Linked DNA regions of Homo sapiens: region 1 is linked to region 2. The links are chromatin contacts, found by Hi-C or POLR2A ChIA-PET in ENCODE. All regions are on one chromosome and are shown on one strand. Each heading gives the region's core, a stretch centred on a gene start or an enhancer-like site at or near the end of the contact. The rest is flanking DNA. Distances are from core to core; before and after follow the strand shown. Region 1 overlaps LY86-AS1 (LY86 antisense RNA 1). Region 2 overlaps LY86-AS1 (LY86 antisense RNA 1).

Region 1 (5,707 bases), core at 156-2,655, 71 kb after region 2:
ACTGGTTTTGGCATCCTATATTAAAGTGATTATGATGACAGCAATAGGTATGCACTCGCTGCATGTCAGGCACTGTGATGAACACATTACCTACATTATCCTATTTAATTCTCCTGACAAATTAGTTATTTTTATGTCACCTTTTATCACAAAGAAAATTGAGTGGAAAAGTGGGGATTCCAACCCATCCTTGTAACGACTTTACTGTTCAGTCTTGACAATTTAGTAAAGAAGGCACTGATGCTCGAAGTTAGCCACAAGAAGTTAAGCCATAAGGCTGGGTGACCCTTACCTCCCTACCCGAAACCAAAGCTTTACGAGGGAAGAAATTTTGTGTCTTACTCCTCAATCTGTCCTCAGTGATGAGAACAGGGATTGGTACAAAGTAGATGTTTAATAAAATTGTACAATGGATGAACCCTCAAAAACCTCCTCTTCCAGGCCACAGAGGTGTGTCCCCAGCCCACTGTGCAAAGCTTGGAGGGAGGCAAAAATAGCTAAAGAGGCTAAGTCTGTCTTTGGGTCTTGCCACCTCTACTTCTTGGGAACTTTGCTCTCCGACACCTGCTGATTTAGAATCCTTACCTTGCCTCTTGTAAATTTCTTCTTGGCTAGGGTGTAAGATAAATATAAGAGAACTTAGAATTAGGAATGTCTCCATTAAAAACAACACCTCTGCAATTCCTCATCTACATGACTCCAAGCCAGTAACTTAAGCTTTCTTAGATCATTTGGAGACAACAATGTCTAACTCAAAGGAATATATATATACTTCAAAGTCATACATACATATTATATATCATCACTGACTAATTATCATTACTATTATTATTTTAGACAGGGTCCCACTCTGTCACCCAGGCTCTGGAGTGCAGTGGTGCGATCACAGCTCACTGCAGCCTCAACCTTCCTGCCTCAATCAACCCTCCCCTTAGTCCACCTGAGTAGTTGGGACTACAGGCGTGTGCCAACGTGACTGGCTGTATATTTGTTTTTATTTTTTGTAGAGACAAGGTCTCACTATGTTGCCCAGACTGGTCTAGAACTCCTAGGCTCAAACAATCTTCTGGCCTCAGCCTCCCAAAGTGCTGTGATTACAGGCATGAGCCACCATGCCCAGCCTATCACTGAAAAATTATTGTAAAGCATCTGAAAAATTAGTCTAAATGGAAAAGTTCATCAGTGACAAATATTTCAGGTATAGAATGTAGGCTTTCCTCGATATTTCTCAGATCAACCCCAAGAGCGGCAACCATCCGCTCTTGACTATATTTTATGGTCACTTATAATGGTATTCCATCTGTCATCTACTAATAAACATAACATCCCCTGTGGACCTTCCATTGAGACCAGTCATCAGATGGCTCAATCACCTCCATAGGTGCTTCTACGTAAGTACCAGAGAGTCAAGCCAGACCACAGCGCTCTGGGAAGTTAGCCCAGTTCTTTTGTATCAGAAATGAATGACTCCTGCCTTGTTCCCACCTCCACATCCTCCTACACACACACTTTGAAAAAGGTGATGTCAAATAAACAGATTTTTTTTTTCCTTATTCAAACCCTGCAAGTAACCTCAACTTACTGAAAGTCCCTGGGAACTTAGGAGAAAGAGAAAATGTGTCATCTTATTTTTTTACTTATCTTCTAATCAAACAGAAAAGCCTCAGCTTTGCTTGGGGGCACTGGAACACATTTCCCTTCTCTGGGCGATGAATATTTAACACATGGGTCAGCTGTAAACAGCTGTGGCTCCCTGATGAATCACCCACTTCAGACACCCAAGCAATGTCGTCATCCAGGCCCTGCCCACAGGCACCTGCGTTTCTCCGCCTCACCTTAAAACACCAAGCAGCTTGTTCCTAGCCTCCTTAATATCAGGACTCCTTTGCCCACGCGGCTCACAGGGTGGTAGTTGACATTTGATTGCCTTTGCCTCTATTGAGCTGATTCATCCCCAGCCTCACACTGCCTATCACTTGTCTGTAGTCTCGTACTTGACACCCATGTGCTTGTTGTTAACTGTGGGAGCACCACCCTTTCCCAGTTTTCTCACTGGCCTGCAAGTTTCTCCCCCTCTCTCTATCAAGCATGGACCCCAGTCTGTTTTATAAATGAGTAAATGGAACCATCTTTCCTGCTTACGTCAGAATTTGCTTCCAGTGCTTGTAACTCAAAGCATCTCAGTCAGACCTACTTCAGGTCAACAGCCCCAAATAACACTGCGCCCGGGCAGGGCGCGGTGGCTCACGCCTGTAATCCCAGCACTTTGGGAGGCCGAGGAGGGCAGATCACGAGGTCAGGAGATGGAGACCATCCTGGCAAACACGGTGAAACCCCGTCTCTACTAAAAATACAAAAAATTAGTGTGGTGTGGTGGCCGGCACCTGTAGCCCCGGCTACTCGGGAGGCTGAGGCAGAAGAATGGCGTGAACCCGGGAGGCAGAGCTTGCAGTGAGCCGAGATCGCGCCACTGCACTCCAGCCTGGGCGACAGAGCAAGACTCTGTCTCAAAAAAGAAAAAATAATGACAATAATAACACTGTGCCCGGCAAGGTCAGCTAATGCCACATGGTAATTGCTGCATGTGTGAGTAGCAAAATCACATGGAAGAGGAGCTGGCCTTGGGGACAATGCCACGTTACAGTGAGGAGCTCCAGAAAAACCCACGTGCAAAGTTCTCAGGTTCACGCTTGGGTGCCCATCCTCTGCCTGACCCCTCAAAAGAATAAAGATCTTACAAATATCCAATGAATACCAGGATGGAAATAACTTGTTTCCTGGCATTCAAGACAGAGGAAATCCTTACTATTAAAACTAGAAATGATTAGCAAAGACATGAAACACAACAGTTTAAAAAACCACAGGGGCCCACAAACACGTGTGGATATTCAATTTTTAAGGACTCGAAACTAATGCAAGCAGGTAGTTAATCTTACCCTCAGTCTCTTACCTCAGAGCAGTTATCTCATTTTAAAGACCCTCATGAAGGAAGTTTCACAGTCATTTATGCAGTAGCTCTGCAGGTAACCTTCATATCAAGCATCAATATGGACATACTGCACTTATTCAAGTACTCAACCTATTTCCTTCTCCTAAAGAGCTAATTCTGTAACACCTAAGAACAGTCACAGTTCTTCCTTTAAATCTAACCTTAATATTCTGTGCTGTGGCTTCATCTTCCTCACCTCCTCTTATTTTCCTCAATGGAGATGGGGCCTGTTTTATCACCATGAATGCCGTTTTTATACCAAAAATCATGTTAGTCTCTCTTCAGTGCTTTCTTCTTTTAGTCTAGTTGTTCAAATCCTTGGCTTTTTCCTTGTGAGCCTTTTTTCCTCTGACTGCATCCCCACCTTCATTTCCTGGGCCCTGTATACTTCTTACGACATGGTTACGTGATGGCCAGAGGGCAATTGAACATTCTGGTGAGTTTTGGCTAATTTGGAAATCACGAGAATCTCTCTTGGGCTGCTAAATTCTTCGTTCCTGTTAGTTCTCCCCTGGACACTCCTTGGTTTTTCTGAAAGTTGCACAACATTGCTGATTCACGTTCAGCCGGTCAGTGTGCAGATGCCAAACAGCATATGATGCTTCGATTGGCTCCACATAAGAAACATGAGCTTCCTGCCAAAACAGGGATAGAGGTGAGGCTTTACCTCCAGGCTCTGTTGCAATGGCCGATCACCCTCTTATTCTGTACTCACAAACTCTTGCAAGAAAAGGCTCAAAACTTGTTCACAGAATCACAACACTGAGGTGTTGCCTGGCTTTGAATGAGACTCATTTTGACTAAATCAATGTGTCCCCACAAGTGTTTGGAGGGCAAAAGGAGACAGGAGTTTGTTCTAACATCATGCCAGCTTAACCTCCACATTGTGTCACTTCCACCTAGGTGGCCAATGGGTTCCATTCCCTTTAAATGAACCTGGTTCATGCCCCTCATACTGCACTGAACCTTGCACAAGGCCAGTCTGAGTGCCAATATTCCATCTGCTCAGCCTCTGCTCTCCTCAGCTTTCCTGGTCTCAGGACCTCATAGGAGGTTGATTGTTTCCAAAAAATGGTCCCAATTCTCTGTCTTTCCCTGTATTCACATTGTTGTAATGTAGCTCTGTAGCTCCTCCCATCAAGGGGTGGAGTTTACTCCCCTACCCCTTGAATCTGGGCCGGCCTTTGTGACTTACTCTGCAGCAGAAATGACAGCATACCAGGTGCAAGCCCAAGCCTCAAGAGGTCTTGCACGCCTCTGCTCCCTCTTGCAACCCCAAATCTGTTGTGAGAACAAGCTTCTGGAGGACGGGAGATAACAGTGATCAGAGCTGAGTTATCCCAGCTGAAGCCATCCCAGAACAGCTAGCTCCAAACAACCAGCCTGCTAATCACACATGCAACAAGTCCAGCCAAGATCAGCCAAGATCAGCCAAGACCAGTTCTCATGAGTGGAAATCATGGATCAGCTGACCCATGGATTCATGAGAAGAAATGGCTGATGTTCTAACTCACTGAGTTTTAGGGTGATTTGCTATGCAGCCATAGCTAACTGATACATACTCCATACCCTGGTTTCTGTTCTCTATTTTGTCACTCAGATGGATGAGTCAATGAGAGGTCTTTTCTCATATTTGATCCCTGGCATTGCTGAAGTACATAATGTCTCTTTTCTGACGACTAGTTTCCTTCTCTATAATTTTGGAGAAAATGTACACTATTGTGGATGCACCTGTCTCCATGCCTTGCCTCCCGGGGGAAAGGACTCAGTCATCAAGACTGGATGATTCCTTACAGGCCCCTTCAATCACCCCTGCAAAGCCACTCTTCTTTCTGCATTTTCTTCTCCTGGGGGCATCACCTCTAGTTGCCTAGTCAGTCGCTCAAGCTAAAACCTAGAAGTAACCTAAGGCTTCTTCTTCCTCATTCCTTGGGGGCCAAGCCTTCAGATCTAATTTCTCATAACCACTCATTGTCATGCATTCCCTCCTCTCTATTCCCACTCCCAGGGGGCTCTGGCCACCAGCAAGCAGTACCCATATGGCAGGCTCTCATTAAATATTTACTGAATGATGGGTCTATCCACTCACATCTCTCTCTGTAACCAATAGAGTCATCAAAGAAGAGCTTGTGAAATATCATTTACACCTCCCCTTGTGTTCTCCCAAATCAACAATAACTTTGGTGAAATCATCTTTTGTTGGCATCTTTTGAAATTGTGGGTCACAGGATGAAAAGTCTAAAATGCATGCAGGATTCCTAATTTCTACTACAAATAATAATGCATTTGGGTTAGGTTTGATTATTATATAGAACTTAAATGTAAGTCAAAGGCACAAAAAGACTTTAAGAGTACTGACCTTTCTGTCGGGAATCCTGCCTAACGCCACAGTTTCATGAAAATCTTTCATTGTATTGAATTTAAGTGGCTCAAAATCATGTCACCAATGGCATTTGGCTTCACAAAGATTACCTGCCCTGGCCACAATCTGATACATACCTGATGATGACTGCAGAGAGTGAACTTTTGAGAGAAGGGATGCATTGTGTCAGGTGGGTGGGAGTAGGCCTGACATTTTAGACCCTCTCAGATGGATCTGTAACCAGCAAAATGCCAGAAGGAGGCCATTCTGGTGTTGGAGGTTCAGAGCCTGTTGGTGGAAGCACCACCCACTCGTCCTTCTCCACATAGCTCCCTGACTGCTATGATTAGGCCTTC
Region 2 (6,412 bases), core at 123-2,622:
ATGAATTGCACTCGTACTGGATATCAGGGAGCAAACACAGGCTTCTCTGGAAAAAATGCTCTTTCTTTCACTCTCTATTATAACAAGAAGAAGAAGAAGAGGAAGAGGAAGAGGAAGAGGAAAAATGGTTGGAGTAGAAAAGGAGAAAGCAGATAAAGAGGAGGAGGAAAAAATAGAAAGGGATTAGACAATTAAACACGTTTTGCAATTCCATTTCTATGTGTATATTGCTTTACAGTTTTCAAGGTGTCTTCAGTTTCATTTAACACAATATATTTTTATTAAACAACTACATAACATTTGTAACAATTGGCTACAAATTGAATAGGACACAGTTTCTGCCATCAATTCAAAATGATCCTGAAAAGTATAAAGGCCACTTATTTAGATTATGCCTTGTTTTATGATGAGCAAACTGGAGCTTGCTCGGAATGGAAGATTACGAATATTACTTGGCCAAGAGCACAGAGCTTATCAGTGAGGGGATTGGACCTAGAATTCGAGGTCATATTCTCTACCCATACAAGGCTGCATCCTTTATCCTTTATTTAGACCAAGCAATATTCAAGCACTTGCAAACCATATGAATGTTCCAAATATGTATACTGGACACCAAGACTTTATGCACATCCAGTATCTCATTTGTTGTGAACTTTGTTTTTATAATATAATTTACTGCCAAAAATCTGAAAAGTGAGGATTTGATGATATTTATAATCCACATCTACACAATTAAGAATTAACAGCATTCATCTCCAGAATGTAATAAATATTAAATCAAGCTTTTATATGTGGCTAGTAGCTATTTGCCTATTACATTAGTTAGGCAAACTCATTTCAATACTAACATTTAGATTTAAACTATAAACTCTAATCATATTAAAAAGCAACACTGTGCCAAATCTTGAACTGATAGCAAATACTGATTCATATACCAAAATCAGAAGCTAAATTCCACGGAACCACCAGTGAACTGTTTTGAGCATGAATTAAATAGGAAAATATTGGACTTGAAAATTAAAATAATGTCCACAACTAGGTGTCAATCATTCCAACATTCTATTCATTTTAGCCCCTGTAATTGAGCAGGCAAGCTCTCAACAGGAGGATGGGCACCTGCTCACATAGTGGTAAGTACTGGCCAACCTTGCAGCCAAGTCCACCAGAATTAACAAACTTGACCTTGTTATTCAGTAACCAATATGGATTTTAAAAAGAAAGAAAAAACAATGAAAAACATTCATGATTTAAATGGGAACCATTTTGTAAAGAACAACTGCAAAAGCAAATTTTACGTTTCACTGTGTTGCAATCCAAAGTAGCTGAGAGTACTGCTCTGCCACTTCTATTTTTGTAATGTCACACGCCCACAGAGAGTTCACAGGCACGTAGCTGGAGGAGAGACTGGTTCTCCCTTTTGTACCACTACCCTTCGGAGACAGGCATTGGAATTGCTTCTGCTCAGGAAGGCTAATAAACATAGTAACCAGAAAAAAGAAAAAAAAAAAGAACCCAAAGCAATCAATCAATCAATTAGATTAATGGATTAATTTTCACTTAGGCCAGAATTTGAGTTATTTGTTGAGGACAATGCTGGGGAGAGTTAGGGAATAAATCAAGAAACAGGTGGATTTGAGAGGGAAGGCAAACTGGGTGGGGTTAGTGGAGTGACCTGCTATATTCGTTGGCAAAAGCCTTCTGATCATTTTCTTTCTCCCACTTCAAACAGGCTTCTGTCACCATCACTCCACTGAAAGTGCTTTTGCCAGGATCCCAATTTGAAAAGTGAAATTTCCTAATTAAAGGAAGTGGTTGACCCTGCAGCGTGCATATAGATGTGATCCATCGTCGTTCAGGTATACAACATGACTGCCGCCTCTCACACTTAGGCAGGGACCAAGGCTGATAGAATTGACCCTGTTACAGAAAAACTATCCCATCATATGAAGAAGGCACCAGTAAGCTATTTTCTTTCATTCATTCATCAGTTCATTATTTATTCAACAAACATTTGTGTCCATAACATCCAGTCTAGTTCTAAGCGATAGCGATGTGACTAAGCATTTGAATAAGACTGAGGTGATACTTGCTCTTATGGGGCTCACATTACAGTAAGCCAATAAAAGAATAAATGAACAACATAATTTCAGATAGAGATAAGCACAAAGAGCAACATGGGACAGGGTAATGTGGACGAGATCTGTCTTATATTGCATATCAGGAAAGGCCTTCTTGAGGATGCCATATTTAGTAACAAGAAGAACTCCTGCATGCTCTGTCTAAACCACCACCTGCCCACACCCCAGTAGCAACACTCCCAGAGTTGCCCATTCTCCCTCTCGTAGCAGCACATTTTCCATCTCTGCCAAATCATTCCTGTCTGTGTGCAATTTACCTACAGTATCTCTCAATTGTTAAAAAATACCCTCCTCTTGCCTTCCCTCCCCTTTCAGATTCCACCCCATTTCATTTCTCTACTCTCCTTCACTGCAGAAATCTACTAAAAAGACTTTCATCCTTTTTCTCCACCTCTCCTTCCCTTCTTTCTTGAACCTGCTTCAAACAGACCTCTTTCCACCACTCCAATGAAACTGCTCTGGTCAAGTTCTCACTGACCATCAGGTGGCCAAATCCTGTGGTCATTTTTCTGTTCTCACCTTGTCATTAGTGCTCAGTCCCTATCCCCTGGCACTCACCACTCCCTTATACACGGAGGTTTGTACTGTAGCCGTCTGGGACTCTCGAAGCAAGCATGGCCAGCTACAGATGGGCCGGAAGTCCTAGGGAGTCAAAGCCTGCAGGGGCAGCCCTCAAACAATGACAGAGAGGAACTGGTGTATAAATGCCTCAGTTTCCTTTCCCTCCTATGGGCGATTCTGACACAGGTTCTGTATAGGTTCCCAGAGGCATCCAGTGGCATTGAGTTCACTTTCCTACAGTGATAACCTTCTTATGAACACGCCTCGTGTGGACTCCCCTCCATTCCCTGTCTTACTTACCTGCACCCTTACTGGTGCCCCTTAGAATCACCTCTCATATTAAGTGCTTGCGATCAATTCCTTGTCCGGATCTGCCTCTGGGAGGATACAACTCTGACAAATTCGTGGCAAAAGTGACCGCAATTTCCCCCTCACTATATTTGCAATGTGACTTTGCAGCTCCTCCCATAAAGAGATGAAGATCATTTCTCCACTCCTGGAATCTGGGCTGATCTCGTGAGTTGTTTTACTTTAGGGAAAGCAACAGAAGCGACAGTGGCAAGTGATATGAGCTGAGGCCTAAATGATTGTTACATGCTTCTTCTTGCTCTCTTGGGACTCAGCCTCTGTATGTTGAAAAGCCTAGACTAGCCTGCAGAATAATGAGACATTACGTGGGCCAGTGCGAGTCATTTCTGTTACTGTCTGTGAGAACACTTAGCCAAAATCTGCAAAGCTAATCTGCAACTGACTCATTGCCAATCATAGACATACAGGTAACCCAACCCAAACCTGAAGAACCGTCCCACTAGGCCCTGCCTAAATTGTCAACCTATGTAATCTTGAGCTGAAGAAAAGGTTACTTTTCAAAGCCACTAATTATGGGGATGATTCATAATGCAGCAAAAGGTAATTGTTACATTTACTTAAATCAGATGGTCCCAGAAGTGGTCCTAAGAAGATCTTCATGATGAGATTGTGGAACCCACTTGCTTACCAAACAGATGGCAGCAAGTACCCCATTTCTGGTGGCATACAGTATCACAAATAGTGAGACTCTTACCTTTGGTGGATTGAGATGGGCAGAGATGAAAGGGGATACATTGCCTTCTGTAATAGTTCTAGCTCTTGAAGTTTATGTAGGCAATGATCATTATAACAATGGCTGGCCATGGTGGCTCATGCCTGTAATCCCAACACTTTGGGAGGCTGAGGCAGGCCAATCACTTGAGGCCAGGAGGGTAAGACCAGCCTGGCCAACATGGAGAAACCTCATCTCTATTAAAAACACAAAAATTAGCCAGGCATGGTGGCGCATGCAGGTAATCCCAGCTACTCGGGAGGCTGAGGCAGGAGAATCACTTGAACTCAGGAGGTGGAAGTTGCAGTGAGCCGAGATTGACCCACTGCACTCCAGCCTGGGTGACGGAGTGAGACTCTGTCTCAAAAAATAATAATAATTACTATTATTATTATAAGGATAATTGTACTGCTTCTCTTTGTTAATGACAGAAGCCCTGAAAGAATAAAATGACAGCTATCACTCCAAGCTCTAATTTGAATGACAGAAGTCTACAAGAAGGACCCACACCTCCTGTGGCCGGAAGACAAACTGTAATGAATAATCAGACACAATATTTGGTTATACGGTGCTAGAGATATAAACCACCTACACTAAAGTGTAGGTCTGATATAGAAGAGGTAGGACATTGAGACCTGGAATGGGGAACTTTGGGTAGATACACTTGAGAACCTTAAATCTCCCAAATTTACTTGAATTTGCATAAAAGCCTACTTCTTTCTTGTCAGAGGAGAAGTAACCTCTCATTACCTGGAGACCATGGACATGCTTCTCCTTACAAATGTCTTACAATATGATACTAGACCAATGAACAGGCTCAAGTTTCTTCATGTCATAGTGAGAAGTACTGACCCTTTTCTGGGAAGAAAGATGTTACTCACCAGGAACCAGAAGGTTCCTGCTGTTCCATATTTTCCAGAACCTACAACTTTTTTGGTGAATAATACCTTTCCTTCCAAAGAAGGTCAATGTTCCTGCTGGGGATACATATTGAGGGTATAGACTGAGATCCATAGATCTGAGGGGTTGGGGGGTCTCCTGGAGGTAAGATCCTGCAACATAACAGAAGGATTATCAGTAGCTCTTACTCCAGTCTTTCCCCCAAAGAACTGATAGCTGTTTTTCAAAGTAAATATAAACTGTGGAAAGGGAAGAAAGATCTTTTAACAGCTTTTGAATAAGGATATGGATATGGATCAACAGCTACTGTTAAGATGCCATTAAGCCTTTAATACTATCCTGACACCTTGTTAGAGTTGAGATTCACAGATGTCAGGAGATAAATGGAGTCCTGGTCAAAGCCCATCTCACATGAGTTCACCCTGAGTCTATGTCCTTTGTCCTAGCTTGCATAATAGAGACAGATACACATAGCATCTGGCAGCACCTTCATATTGGTTTCCTGACCTACGAAGTAAGAGCCATAAATGTAGGCAAGGCCAAGTGGGAGTCCCTGAAACTCTCTCTCTCCCTCACCAAAGATAATAAATCCGAAGTGATGTTGCATCTGAGGGATTATACCTGAGAATAGCACCTCTCTCAAAGATTTAAAACATGCAGAGATGGCGGTTCTCATCATATTCCCATTTAATTCAACGATATGGTTTTTGCAAAAACCAGATGGATCATGGTAGCTGATGAGGGGATAGCACAAACTTAGCCAAATGATAGTCCCAATTACAGTTGTTGTGCTGGATGTGATGTCTCTACTAGATTTAGAACTAGATCAAATAGCCTCTTTAACTTGGTATGTGGATACTGATTTAGCAAATGCATTCTTTCCTATGCTCATTGAGAAGCGGGATCAAAGGCAGTTCACAATAACCTAGGACAGATAATTTTAAATATTTACCATCTCTACCTCTTCTGATCTTTGTCACAATATGGTCAATTAAATATGTCACAATTAAAGTCCCAAGGGACTTAAATCATATGGACTGTCTACAGAAAATCATGCTGGTCAAGTATATTGATATCATGATAATCAGACCTGTGGAGCAGGAAATGGTAATTCTTTCCTATGTTTTGGAAAGACCCATGCATGCCAGCAGGAAGGAGAAAAAAACCACACAAAGATTCGGTGAAGTTTCTAGGAACTGTGAGGTCTGGAGCATGCTAGGGACATCCCCTCCAAGGTAAAGACAAGCTATTGTACTTTGCACCTCCTACCACTAAGAAAGAGGCACCATGTTTGGTAAGCATGTTTGGAATTTGGAGATATTATATATTACACTTGGAAATCCTCCTCTAACCCATTTATTGGATGATTCAGACAGCTGCAAGCTTTGAGTGGGCCCAGAGCAAGAAATAGCTCTGCAGTAGAAGCAGCCCTACTACTTGGGCCATATGATCCAGCAGATCCAATAGTGCTACAAATATCAATAGTTGAAAAGGACACCATATGGACCCTCAGACAAATCTTAGTAGTAGAAGCTCAGTCAGAACCCAAGGTTTCTGGAGCAAGGTAATGCCATCTGCATCAGAGAACTATTTGCTATTCAAAAAGTAGCTCCTGAACTGTTACAGGTACATACCTAATAGAGATTGAGTGCCTACTATGGAACATCAGGAGATTATGTGACAGATGCTGTACATCATGAATAGGGTATCATCACTGCCAGCAAGCTATAGG

Evidence for each region. A loop is a pair of places that touch in the nucleus more often than their neighbours do. ChIA-PET counts read pairs that join two places held with the same protein, here RNA polymerase II (POLR2A). Pooled maps may share reads with other maps.
Region 1: a loop to region 2 is called in a map of mammary epithelial cell, with 2.5 times the contacts of the local background. The contact joins two enhancer-like sites. A Hi-C loop is called at or near these places in 2 of 168 maps with a recorded cell type or tissue (mammary epithelial cell and tibial artery), 3 of 37 single-sample maps with no recorded cell type and 4 of 50 pooled maps. POLR2A ChIA-PET finds 5 or more read pairs at or near these places in 2 of 52 experiments (GM12878 and OCI-LY7).

What each region holds. Positions count from the first base shown.
Region 1 is chr6:6,465,751-6,471,457 of GRCh38, forward strand. The region is part of intron 3 of LY86-AS1 (LY86 antisense RNA 1); the gene reads right to left. Among named protein-coding and RNA genes, the nearest start is that of LY86, 120 kb to the right of the region's middle. Within about 2 kb of position 1,406, at least 2 of the 41 ENCODE cell types and tissues checked have a DNase peak (open chromatin) inside an H3K27ac peak, as active enhancers do.
Region 2 is chr6:6,394,644-6,401,055 of GRCh38, forward strand. The region is part of intron 4 of LY86-AS1 (LY86 antisense RNA 1); the gene reads right to left. Among named protein-coding and RNA genes, the nearest start is that of F13A1, 77 kb to the left of the region's middle. Within about 2 kb of position 1,373, at least 3 of the 41 ENCODE cell types and tissues checked have a DNase peak (open chromatin) inside an H3K27ac peak, as active enhancers do.